Linked DNA regions of Mus musculus: region 2 is linked to region 1. A link is a loop called in an ENCODE intact Hi-C map of the cell type or tissue named here. Cell type or tissue: left cerebral cortex. All regions are shown on one strand. Region 1 overlaps Gm34074 (a long non-coding RNA gene). Region 2 has its middle 9.6 kb from the start of Igsf21.

Evidence for each region. A loop is a pair of places that touch in the nucleus more often than their neighbours do. Peaks named below come from ENCODE experiments on the same cell type or tissue, not always from the same donor. Only the 100,000 strongest peaks of a DNase experiment are listed, where the experiment ranks them.
Region 2: a loop joins it to region 1, with 2.5 times the contacts of the local background. A loop is called at or near these places in 2 of 42 quality-filtered maps.

The regions. Positions count from the first base shown.
Region 1 is chr4:140,357,111-140,359,610 of GRCm38, forward strand. The region is part of intron 1 of Gm34074 (a long non-coding RNA gene); the gene reads left to right. Among named protein-coding and RNA genes, the nearest start is that of Gm34074, 3.0 kb to the left of the region's middle. In left cerebral cortex, CTCF peaks have their summits at 945 (motif pointing left) and 2,219 (motif pointing right); a DNase peak (open chromatin) is centred at 1,196.
Region 2 is chr4:140,255,112-140,257,611 of GRCm38, forward strand. No RefSeq gene overlaps it. Among named protein-coding and RNA genes, the nearest start is that of Igsf21, 9.6 kb to the left of the region's middle. In left cerebral cortex, no CTCF peak of the experiment used is centred here; DNase peaks (open chromatin) are centred at 1,000 and 1,527.

The sequences.
Region 1 (2,500 bases):
GAGGAGACCCGAAGATGTCCCCCACTTAGCAAACTCCCTCTGCAGCTCAAGAGATGGCCCAGTTAGCAAAGCGTTTGCCATGCAAGTGTGGGAATCCAGGTGTGACTTTCTAGCACAAACATAAGAAGTCAGGCATGGCGGCACATGCTTGTGACCCCAGCTATGGATAGGCAGTCAGCAGGGTCCCTATCCAAGCTAAACCTATGAGCTCCGTGTTCAGGGAGAGACCCTGTCCCGAGAGCTAAAGTAGTGAGAGGCTGAGGAAGGCATTTGATGCTGACATCTGACAGACACATTCATTCTCTCTCTCTCTCTCTCTCTCTCTCTCTCTCTCTCTCTCTCTCTCACACACACACACACACACACACACCACATCACACAATACCACACCACTCCACACTCACATACACACTCACACACACTAACATATACTCTTTCACACACTCATACACATTCACACACGTACTCTCTCCCCCAAATTACACTCTAATACACTCTCTCACTCACACACAGACACTCTAACACATACACTCATACACACACACTCTAACACAAACATACACACTCACACATACACTCTCACACATATTCACACACACTCTCTCTGCCCCCAAAACATATACTAACACATACTCTCTGACTCAAACACACACTCTTACACACACTCTCACACACATACCCTTAAGCATACCACACACTCTAACACAAACACACATACTCTAAAACAAACACTCTTTAATACATACTCACATACACACTCTCTCACTTTCTTTCTCTTATACACACAACACATGCACACACACACACACACACACACACACAGTTTTTAGTGTTGTGTTGGCAATTCTGTCTGAGGGAACAGTGAGAGTTTCCCAAAACTCTGGCTGCAGTGAGCAAATATGACATCACAGGCAGGTGACCCCTGGTGGCCATCTTCTTTGTGTGTCCTGAAGCTTTCTGCTCACAAAGTTCCACCGTCCTCCTCATCAGCTACTTGGTGCTCCCCCTAACCCTAACCCTAACTCTAACCCTGACCCATTCATGGCTCTAGAGTGTCTCCCCAGCATCCCTTCCCCCGAAAGCTGAGTCTGATAGCGTTTTCCACACATGGAGACATGTTTGCCCTGGGCAGAGCCTGGGGATCTGTAGGACAAGAGGCCTTCTGTGAAAACACTGGGGAGAGTCAGCACCACGGACAGCTCCCTCCGGGCTCCAGGCTTCCTCAGCCTACTGGGGAGGGACAGATCCTGCTCTAGGGGCTACTGTGAGACAGGAGGATGCCAGTTTGCTGTCTGCTGAGGCAAGTGGGAGATGGGAGTGAAGGGGAAAGGCAGGGATGGAGAGAGGGGAGAACGGAATCTGGCATTAGCTCATCCAGCTGTGAACCAGACACTGGTTGAGCAGCTGTCTCCACACGGGCTCAGTATAATTAGCCTGTCTTATAAGACCACAGCAAGCCCTGGGGCAGCAGTTCTCAACCTTCCCAATGCTGCGACCCCTCAACACAGCTCCTCATGCTATGCTGACCCCCCAACCAAAAGTCGTTTTCATTGCTACTTCGTAACTGTAATTTTGCTATCGTGATGAGTCGTAATCTAAATATCTGTAGATCCTGGTACAGTGCGAAGGATGGAGCTCAGTCAGCAAACTTCAGCTTACTCTGCAGGCTGCTCAACCCATGGTCATCAGAAGAAGCTGACCACCACCTTCCCTTGTATCACCCGCTCTGTGCCAAAGGACCCGCTCCTCTAGCCCCTAAGGCATGAAGCCCTGAGCCACCTGTCAGAGGAGCTGGGAGCAGCTCCCTAGTGATGGAGGACAGCCCCGTGCCAACTGCTACCCTTTCCTGAACTATGGGGCATCCAACAGGCAAAGCTACAAGAGACAGCCTCACCCTTTCCAGCTGGCTGTCCCTGAGACGGAGGGATGGGACTGTCGGCATGAGTTGGAAGTGAGCCACCAGTTGCCTGAGTGAAGTGGACATTGGATGCCAAGGGATAGCCTCATTCCCTGCTTAGCTCTGCATGTGGGAAGTACCCAGTGCAGGCATGGACAGAAGGAAAGGCTCAGATTGGGCACAAGTCAGGCCTATGGAGCATCCTGCTTCATGCCTTCCTCTGCTTCATGATTTGGGGAAAACACACCCTTCCTTTTTTTTTAAGATTTATTTATTATTATATCTAAGTATACTGTAGCTGTCTTCAGATGCACCAGAAGAGGGCATCAGATCTCATTACAGATGGTTGTGAGTCACCATGTGGTTGCTGGGATTTGAACTCAGGACCTTCGGAAGTGCAGTCGGTGCTCTTAACCACTGAGCCATCTCTCCAGCCCCGAAAACACACCCTTCTTATGCCCCTTTACTTTGTTCATTGGGGGACATAGGGATTCTAATAGAACTTCGCTTTAGGATCAGGGCAGGTCCAAAGAACACAAGAGCTTATGCAGATACTCTGCAGCCCTCCCAGCAGCCCTTTGGAATAGACACAGAGAAGTCGAG
Region 2 (2,500 bases), 100 kb before region 1:
TGGGGATCCAATTCAAGGCTTCATATATGCCAGGCACATGTCTGACCATGGAGCAACAGCCCTGGCCCTGTGCTGCTTTGTTTTGCTTTGTTTTGATACAGGGTCTTCCCATGGTATCTAGGCTGACCTTGAACCTAATGCTCCACCTTCCACCTCCTAAGTAGCTGGGGTTATAGTCTTGCACAGCCAGCTCACTCTCAGCCACAGGGCTTCATTTGCACTATTGCCTCTGACTGGAGCACCCCCCCCACACACACACATTCCCACTCCCTTGTCCCACCCCTACACAGGAGCACTTCTGCTCAGGAAGCTGGCCGATCCTTACTCAGGCTCAGAGAGCTCAGCATTGCTGCCGCATTGCTGCCACGGGCTCAGCACACCTGTGGCAATGGCTTCACAAGGCTCTCACTACGCTGTGCTGCCCCAGTGGGTGAGGGGGGTAAGAGAAGGGCAGAGTGCAGGGAGAAGGGAAGGCTGGTGTGAAGCCTCAGTCTGGGGTAGGGCTCTGACACAGCATGCAGGATAGTCGCTGTGCTGGGCAAGGCTATGGCAGTGGGGTGAGTGCTTAACCAAAAAAAACCAAACCAAAACAAAACACCAAAGGTGCTGGTCCTTGATCAGACACTTCTCCCCTCATCATAACCTCTGACTCTTAAATCATGAAGTGGCTCAGGGACTGGGAGTGCTTGGTGGTCATAGCCCCTGATGCTAGCAGGCGTCTGTCGGGAAGTGAGGCTCCGGGTGTGAGAGAGATCTGTGTGAAGAGGACATCCCAGCGCACTGAAAGCAAGGGTGCTCCCAGCACCTTCTTCTACAGAAGTCCAGAACTTTGTTATCATGACAGTCAAACCCTCCCTCCTCCTCACAGACCCCTTGCAATGTCAGGAGGGACGAGGTCTCTCCTGAGAGTCGTTCTTCTCAGTGGTTTGATAAGTCCCATATTTCACACCCCGAGTGGCTGCATTTCAGTGGTGGGTGAAGTGGTTTTATTTTTATCGAGCACGCAGGCATATAAATATGTACAAGGCACACAGAAGCACTTTAGGGTCTCTGAAAGGATGCTCTGAGAGAGAGGAGGGGGGACGGTGTGACAAGTTCACATGGGGATTCCATGGGGACAAAGATGCCAACACCTTCCATGGCCCATCTCCTAGAGGGATATCTGCCCTTATCTGCCTGAGCTGGCTTTCCCAGAGCAAAACTTAAACAATAAAGCAAGTTTTTAAAAGATCTGGGTTCCCACCTTGACACTGCCACATAGCAGTCCAGTGACCTTGGAAAAGGGATTCGCCCTGTGTCTAGCTTGGAATGGAGAGCTGTACCTGAGGTTAACTCTACCTCCCTAAAAGCTTCCATTTTTTTTCTCTTAAAGGACAAATGTGATGAAGAATTTTCAGCAAGCCCGGAGAATGCTAATATCCCAGGCATAAGAGGCTTATCAGGATTCCTCCCCAGCCGCGCTTCGTGATGGCGCGGGCCAGCTGCAGTAATGCCAGCAATGGATGCTTGGGGCGTTCCTGCCTCCTCACCCACGGGGAGAGGAGTTGGGGAAGGAGAGCAGCCGCAGATCTCCCGTGATAGGGCCTGGCGCTTTACATACATTACTGAACTTGAACATGGCAGTGGCAGTGCGTGGGAGGCACGATTCCTGCTTCTGGAAGAGGTCGGAGGTCGGAAAGACAAAAGCGGCTAATGAGCCGTAGGGCCCAGGCTTGAGCGAAGGTCACTTCGATGCTTTCCCAGAGGTGGCTGCGTGTAACTGCTCTCTCTTGGAAGGCCACATCACACCACGGAATGCCTAGCCACAACGTTCTACCACGGAGCTGCCAGAAGGGCCGACTCGTGGAAGTGAGGGATCTGGAGACATCTGTGGAAGCTGATTTTCCCTTTCTAGGGCTGGCTCTCATCAATCTTGGGCCAAAGCAGACTTTCATCCACTGGGGGGAGAAAGGGAGAGAGAGAGAGACAGACAGAGACAGAGACACACAGAGACACACAGAAAGACAGAGACAGAGACACACACAGAAAGACAGAGACAGAGACAAAGAGGGAGAAACAGAGAAAAAGAGACACACACAGAGAGACAGAGACAAAGAGAGACAGACACACAGAGAGAAAGACAAAGAGAAAGAGACAGAGACAAAGAGAGAGACAGAGACAAAAAGAGACAGAGAGACAGAGACAAAGAGAGACAGAAACAGACATAAAGAGGCAGAGAGACAGAGAGAAGAGAGACAGTGTGGCATGGGGGGCCATGTGAGAACAATTACAGCTCTGATTTGGGGGTACTGAGCTCAGCCCCTCAGCTCTGTCTCTTTCTCTCCCCTCCTCTCTATATCTTCCATCTTTCTTGTCTTAAGTTTTTTCCTTTTCTTTTCTAAACAGGGTCTCACTCTATAGTCCTGGTTGCCTGTAAGGAGAACTCTGGGTTCTTATGGAGTTGGAGAAGGCAGAGCCTAAGATGCTGGCATCAGCAAGCCACCAGGACAGTGGGCATCTA